Linked DNA regions of Mus musculus: regions 1 and 2 are each linked to region 3. Evidence: chromatin loops called from intact Hi-C (ENCODE). Cell type or tissue: gastrocnemius. All regions are shown on one strand. Region 1 holds the start of Sgms2 (sphingomyelin synthase 2). Region 2 has its middle 1.5 kb from the start of Gm36863. Region 3 overlaps Sgms2 (sphingomyelin synthase 2).

Region 1 (2,500 bases), 140 kb before region 3:
ACCCTTCCAGCTCACCTAGAGGTGCCACCAGGCCCGTGGTGACTAACCTCGCCAAGCGGTCTTGTGATGTTTGGAAACCTACCCCCTCGACCTAGGCGGGGCACCACCCCTTGAGTCAGCGGGTGCCCCTGGCCCGCACACGTCGTTATTAGGAAGCAGTTTCCGAAACCCGAGGAGGTGCGGAGGTGGCTTATCCCTTCCCTGCCCCACCCCTGAAAGTTGCTGGGAGCGGCACCTAGAGAACTTTCCCAGATTGATCCCCGCCCGCGTTCAGGGAGGTCTGCCCGGCTCTGCGCTCAGCCTGCGGCCGGGAGCCACCTCGTGCTGCCTGCCAAGCCCCTCCTTCGCCGCATCTTGTAGGGCCGCAGAGGGGAGGGAGGGTCGGTCGGCCAGCTGGGATCGCCTCCCCGAAGAAGTCGCACCGGTTTTTCGAGCTCGGCTAGGCGTCCGGAGAGACTCGGTCGCCGGGAGTCGCGGGAGCCCGCGGGAGCCTCGGGCCCGGGGTGAGTCACGGCTGGGAGCAGGAGAGGGCTGGCGAGAGTGCGAGAATGAATGATGTCAGGGCGCGGGCTGGGGAGGAGGGCGGGCCCGCGGTAAACAGAGCTGCGCGCTGCCCCGGGCTCCGCCGGCCGGAGACCCCGCCCTCGGCGCCGCCGGAGCCGCCCGGAGCCCGGCCCGCTGCGGCGCCCGGACTGCGGCCTGGGGCGGAGCGGCTACCTATGCGGGCGAGACCCGCGCAAAGTTTGCAGCTCTCGGGCCCGGTCCCCCGGGTCCTCTGCGCCCAGCGAGCGCCCCCGGCGTGCGAGCACCGGCTGCGAGCGGTGAGCGCCGGGCCGGGAGGAGGATGGGCTGCGGGCTGCGCGTCCTGCGGAGCGCGCGGGGACGTGGCTCCAGTGGGGGACGTGGCTCTGGTCGCCACCGCCTCCCCACAGGCCGCCCCGCCCCGGGCATCCTTGCTCAGTTTTCATCTGCTGGGGGTCAGCTGGTGGCTGTCTCTCCTCCCAGCCTGCTGCTCATTCATTTGCGACCCATTTTCGGATACTTGGTGATGGTGTTGAAATGGCACAGGTTAAACCGTAGATTGTGCAGTGCCGCTCTGGGGGGTCAGGGTTGAAGTTCGAGTGGTGGAGGAGAGGCTGCCACACGCTGACAAGCTGTGCACAAGACCAGCTCCAGGCTGCCCAACAGGACCTTTGGCGTTCAGACCCGCGCCCCTTAAGGAAGGGAGATTCGATTTGTCAGCACAGAGAGGTGGGAGTGGACCTTACCCCGTCACAATCTGTGGGTCCGGTGATCGTTCTGTCTCAGAAGCAAATAGTTCAAATGCTATATCCTGTAATCTTTTATTAATCCGCCGTTCCTCTATTTCCAAGACTTGCTTATTTCTAAAATGACCTTAAATTATTTTGACATGTGTTTGAAATACTGAAGAGGCTCAACTCTTTTTGTCAGTGTGTTCGCGTGAACTTTGAATCCTTTAACTGTTCAGTTCTTTGGTTTCACCTCGGTTATGTTAACCATCCCGAACAGGTAAAAATGGCATTAGGACTACCTTAGACAATAGCAACGATTAAGTAAGGATTAATGAGGTTAGTAATTAAGGCTGGAAAGTACAAAAGTCTGAACGTAAACCTCTTTCATCAAAGCAAACTTCAATAAATTTTAACTCTTGACCTGTAAATAATAGCAAGTTCCAGTTGGCTTAGGTAAATGCCAGCTTCCTTCTGACAGATCTGGCGGGCCCAGGTTAGCACGTGAAATATTGTTGTCTACTCCCTTAGAGTGGGAAGGGAGGTTTCCAGGAAGTTAAACGTTGCAGGTGGATACCTAAGAAGGTTTTGTCCCCACCCTCTGTCCTGGGAGCTACTAAATGTTTAAGAGACATCAAAGCAGCTGGACACACAGAGAATGAGAGGCCTGGACTCTGCAGAAGGTATTTGTAGCGAACTCTTTACCATTTCTTCCTCTCCTCTCCTCTCCTCTCCTCTCCTCTCCTCTCCTCTCCTCTCCTCTCCTCTCCTCTCCTCTCCTCTCCTCTCCTTTCCTAGAAGCAAGCAAAGTTCATTTTTGTTTTTGTTTTTATAGACCATATTCCTTGGTCCACTGATAGAGTCGTGTTTCATAGCGATCTCCTAAGTAAAGGAGTTGTTTTTTAAAAGCAAGTTAATATTTAATTTACTGTTCGTTTCATTTGTAAGTCAAACTGGTTGACTTCTGAACCTTTAGAAAAACTCAGCAACACCTCTAGGTTGTTCACCCCGAGTTTCTTTTTCCCAGAGCTTGGTGAAAGTCCTAGGAGGTATTAGGAAGGACCAGAAGCACGTGGTCTCATATCTACAGCGGTGGTAGTGTGGAGAGCAGGCAGTGGCTGTGGGGATGTAGGGGACCCAAGGTAATAACCAAGTCCTGCGTTAGCTCTCCTGTCCGTGCAATTTTTTTGTTGTTGTTTTGTTTTGTTTTGTTTTTCGAGACAGTGCTTCTCTGTGTAGCCCTGGCTGTC
Region 2 (2,500 bases), 160 kb before region 3:
AGAAAGAAAGAAAGAAAGAAGGAAGGAAAGAGAGAAAGGAAGGGAGAAAGAAAGGAAGAAAGAAAGGAAGGGAAGGAAGAGAGAAAGAGAGAGAGAGAAAGGAAAGGAAACAGAAGGGAAGGGAAGGGAAGGGGAGGGAAGGGAAGGGAAGGGAAGGGAAGGGAAGGGAAGGGAAGGGAAGGGAAGGGAAGGGAAGGGAAGGGAAGGGAAGGGAAGGGAAGGGAAGGGAAGGGAAAGAAAAAAAGAAAGACCGGCCATATAGTGTCACATCTCTGAATATGATGATTGGCCAGGGTATTTTTCTTTCTGTGTTTGAGGCAATTATAGTACATAAAAATTTATAATATATAAAACAAAGTACATAAAACACAAAAACGAAGCAATTATAGTACAGTTGAAGACTGAACTGTATCAGGAAAGTTGTGAATCAACTCTTCGGTAAGAGTATTAATCATCTACTTAGAAAACTCACCCAGGAAGTCCTGGGCAGAAAACTAAACAATAAAGGAGCCAGTGGACCAGTTCATGTCCTGGAAGGGTTTATAAGCTGGGATAACAGGATGTGTGGTAGAGGGTCATGATTCCCAAAGTGCAAAGTGCTAGGGGACTAAACCAATCTGCTCTCAGGACAAAGAGGGAGAGGCAGCTTCCTTCCCTTCCCACAAAGAAGGTCATAGAGCCCTGTGGTTACCAGTGTGGAAACTGTGCATACAAATTATTCTTGTCATACCCATCAAAAACAGAGCCAAGAGGTCATAGGGGGAAAAAAATGTTCCTGGGTAACAAGCGATTGTTCCAGGAACTACTGGAGCCTGCTTTATCTTTAAGACTGTATGTTTTCTTCTTAACAACTGTCAGGGAACGGCCAACTGTGATCTTAAGGCTTCACACAGACACTGCTGTATTTGCGGGTCAGAGCTTGCCAGCCCCCTACAACAGTTTGCCGAGATTTCTCTGTCCTGGTGAAGCCTTGGCCTGATGCTCATTCGCCAAGCCAGTGTATGTATGTCCCGAGTGGCAGTCTCTGGTTTCCTTTTCAAATGAAGGTCCTTCATCAGAGGCTCTTCTCTCTACTTGTGTTTGAGAACTGCATACTCTAGAGACAGTCTCCAACCCAAAGCTCTCGTTGATTGAGGGCATGTAAACGTTCAGCCACTGTTCGCTTTTCTCTATAAGCAAAGATGTCGGGCTTGCTTGGTCTGCTCAGCGATGCTTCTTTCCTTTTTATTGTTTTTTATGTTTTATTTATTTTTATAACATATTTTATTATATATAATATGTTTTATATATTATATATTACACATTACATATTACACATATACTATATATTGTATATGTTTTCCCTGAGTGAATGAATGTCTGTGCAACACAGGCGTGCCTGGTGTCTGTGGAGGCCAGAAGAGGGCATGGGATTTCTTCACTGGAGTTATAGATGGTCATATATGGGCTGGGAATTGAACCTGGATCCTCTACGAGAGGAGACAGTGCTCTACACTCCAGGCTCCATTGTTGTTTTTAAGTGTGTGTGTGTGTGTCTGTGTGTGTGTGTGTGTGTGTAATTGTGTATGTGGAATCCAAAAGACAACCTCATGTGTTATCCTCAGGAATGCCATTCACGTCCTTTGATACCTGGTCTCTCACCGAGTAGGCGAGGCTGCTGTAACAGCAAGCCCCCAGCTCTGAGATTACAAGTGTGTGTTTCTGTGTCCCGCTTTATCCATCGGTTCTGGGGATCTGAGCGCAGGTCCCATGTTTGTGTGATAAGCACCTTACCAACTGAGCCCAGCCTCCTCCACTGCTGTTTAAGACAATGACCCCTGTTCCAAGTACAACTCCATTTTCCCCAATACTGGACATTCACTCTTCTCTCCCAAATCTTAATTGAAAATCTAAGTACACATTGCACGTTAGTTGCTAACTGCTATTTCTAAGACCAGTGAGAACACTTGGCAACAACAAAGCTCAGGCCTGAAACGACCAGCTCCCAAGGGCATGGCCAATTGGAGGTGGCCCCATGTGCACCAAGGAGCACTCTAGTTCCTGGCGTCTAGGTAACCAGGTTTATCAGTGCACACAGGTGCACATTTGGACCCAGGAGAGACAACATTTTAAGGCAGGACCTCGAGTATCTCCAAAGAGCTAATTGGCCCCACAGCCACCACTGCTTGATGTTTTGGGAATGGGGCAGTCTATTTCTACCTCCTCATCTTCAAGAGGGAGCTTGGGTTATCTGTAAATTCCAACCCTTGGAGAAAAGAAAGCACTAGAAATCGTCTGTCTGGCCACTCTTGGCCTCTGTGTCTCCTCCCAAGAAAGTAAAAATGATGTGCTGGCTGAGGGGAAGCTATTGCTTGTCTTTAGTCCCCTTGCCCTTAAATTCAGAGGATTCGTTTCCAGGATGCTATGAGTTGGACTATGTTTTCCTCATAGTGATATGTTGAAGTCCTAACCCCCAACACTTGAGAATATAAGGAAACAGTGTGATGTGGTTTAAAGGAGT
Region 3 (2,500 bases):
CCCTGGAGTCAGTCGTGTGCCGTAAGAAAGGAAACCTCCTGAGGTCAGAGTCCTGGCATAAATCTGCCCGTCCATGCATGTGACGCCTTCATGATAAGGTTTATTAACTGGGTAAATACAGCTTTAAAAATATATCTAAGTTTATGTGTGTGCTTTAGTGTTTAAAAGAATTTAATCTATTAAAGATAGATGCTAAACCTCCATCAGGTTTAAGATTTGCTGTTTCCTTTCTGACCTTGGGCAACTCGCTTTGCCTCTTTTCTTTTTTCTCTTTTCTTTTTTCTTTTTTTAAATTGAGCTTACAATATTTCCTAGGGTAGTTGTGAGTGGTTAAAACAGACACCAACAAAGTACCTGACACGCAAGTAAGCTTTGCTTGAATCGGTTGCATTTTCTAGCTATTTAACAATGCCTGCTTCTGTAATGGCTTTCTGGTGACTAATGAGTTTTCCTTGGTCAGGTTTGACAAAGTTTTGGGGCTATTGAAACCTCAGTAGGTTCTTTGTTTCATTTCCTTAAGATCTAAGCTTAAACTGTAGAGTCTCCTGCACCATAGAGCTCGGTATGAACATGTGCTTGTTTGTAATTTCAGTTTTCTGTAGGATCAGGTTTTCTCTGATGGAGGTTTAGCATCTATCTTTAATACATTTAAATTCTTTTAAACATTAAAGCTCACACATAAACCTAGATAAGATTTTTTAAAGCTGTATTTACACAGTTAATATGCCTTATCATAAAGGCATCACATGTATGGCAGGGCAGATTTACAGGTCTAATAAACAGAGCCTTTCTCGACCTTGGACTTTATGCCACATCGCCTCTACAAATGTGTTTACCCAGCTTCCCATCAGTCCTGCTGAAGGAGGCCCTTGGGAGTGGGTGGCCTTCCAAAGTCCTACCTTAGCTTGCCACCCGACTCTGTATCCCATGCCCCCTTTCCCAATTTGTTTATTGTATACCCCCTGCTAGGAATTGCTGATGCTCTACTGTCTGTCTAGGTTGAATTCCCACTTAGCTATATGCTGTACTAGTTTAGTAATTATGTATCTCTTTGGTAAGCTTACAGTTATTAAACACGTTTGCCCTCCCTTATCCTAAGCCTAGGATCAGAAAGGTTTCTAGTGGGGGTGGGGGGGAGGCCATAAGGGTGGAGAGAGAGAGAGAGGTCAGCCCTGCCTTTAAGGATGCTTGCTGCCTTTAAGACAACTGACATTAAGCCAGTCACAACGGCTTGTTAACTGCAGCTGCAGGGGATCTGTCGCCCTCTTGTGGCCTCTCTAGGCACCTGCACACATGTAGCATACACATTAATCAAAGCAATTTTTTTTTTTTTTAATGCTTTGGATTGGGTATTTTTTTTTTTTTATTTTGGAACATTAGTATATACATGATGATGTTTCTCAGAGGTGGAATCCCAGCCTAACTCTAAATTTATTTACTCTTCTATGTACCTTACATATGCAACTGGGGGTGATTTTATACAGTATTTTAATAGTTTTATACAGGAACCAAATGTCTGTGCATTGAACCATGAGAGTTATGGAGTCATGAGAATGCTCAAGATTATTTAGAGTGTTTTCAATATTTCAGAGTTTTTCAGATTAGGAGGAGTCAACCTATCCAACCATCTCACCACACAGTATTTTTTTTTTGACAGTGAGGGAATCCACAATTCTGTGGATTTGTCCCGTATGTTCACGATTTAGCTATTTGCAAACTTTTCTTATAAGTGGATATTGAAAATAATACTTTGTATGCTTCTTATTTCACTGGGAGGCAGGGGCACTGTGTACGCTAAACCCTCAACATAGGAATCAGTGAAAGTGTGAAATGGCAGTCGCTTCGTGTGGTACAACAGCACGGACCTATGCCATTGCCAATTTTAAATTCCTATTTCAGAACTCTTCAGAGTATGGAGAAAGCCTACTGGGATTGTTAAAATGGAATGACTAAATGGTGTATGAATACGACAGCATCAAACCCTTACCTGCATACCTACCAGACAGTATCAAACCCTTACCTGCATACCTACCATCGTCGCCTCCTTCCTTCAGGGGTGGTTGGTCTTTCTTTTCTTTTCTGATCAGTGCTGTTCTCTTCATATCAATTCCAAATATTGTCTCTTAATTATGAGATTTTGAGGACAGTTTTGTCCTTTGACGTGGGGTACAAATCCAGTAGCTTGAGGTCAGGTAATAAGCATATTTATATTAGGTTTTCAAAGCTGATTATTTTATAGGGTGTGTCATAAAACATGCATGTGCATTTAATTTGTAAATAGATCTTCCGGTTGGCTGATGTGTGCGTGAGAAGTCTGCTTTCACGTGTACATGGTTTGTGCCTTTCATTAACGTCTCCGTTGCTCACTTGCCTTGGTGTGCTGGATAGCTTGATGCCAGCTTGACACATGCTAAAGTCACGTGAAAGGAGCCACCCTCAGTTAGAAAATGCCTCCCTCATATTGGCCATAGGCAAGCCTATAAGGAATTTTCTTTTTCCT

What was found. Peaks named below come from ENCODE experiments on the same cell type or tissue, not always from the same donor. Only the 100,000 strongest peaks of a DNase experiment are listed, where the experiment ranks them.
Region 1: a loop joins it to region 3, with 2.1 times the contacts of the local background. A loop is called at or near these places in 2 of 42 quality-filtered maps.
Region 2: it touches region 3 in a loop (1.9-fold over the local background); 2 of 42 quality-filtered maps call a loop at or near these places.

What each region holds. Positions count from the first base shown.
Region 1 is chr3:131,488,411-131,490,910 of GRCm38, reverse strand. It overlaps Sgms2 (sphingomyelin synthase 2), which reads left to right and starts at 681. Exons shown (of 6, transcript NM_001379585.1): 1 at 681-821. It overlaps Gm36753 (a long non-coding RNA gene), which reads right to left and starts at 395. Exons shown (of 5, transcript XR_003954556.1): 1 at 1-395. In gastrocnemius, no CTCF peak of the experiment used is centred here; DNase peaks (open chromatin) are centred at 473 and 941; H3K4me3 peaks cover 1,823 bases; H3K27ac peaks cover 1,797 bases.
Region 2 is chr3:131,506,402-131,508,901 of GRCm38, reverse strand. No RefSeq gene overlaps it. Among named protein-coding and RNA genes, the nearest start is that of Gm36863, 1.5 kb to the left of the region's middle. In gastrocnemius, no CTCF peak of the experiment used is centred here; no DNase peak of the experiment used is centred here.
Region 3 is chr3:131,346,759-131,349,258 of GRCm38, reverse strand. The region is part of intron 1 of Sgms2 (sphingomyelin synthase 2); the gene reads left to right. Among named protein-coding and RNA genes, the nearest start is that of Cyp2u1, 45 kb to the right of the region's middle. In gastrocnemius, a CTCF peak has its summit at 1,271 (motif pointing left); a DNase peak (open chromatin) is centred at 1,268.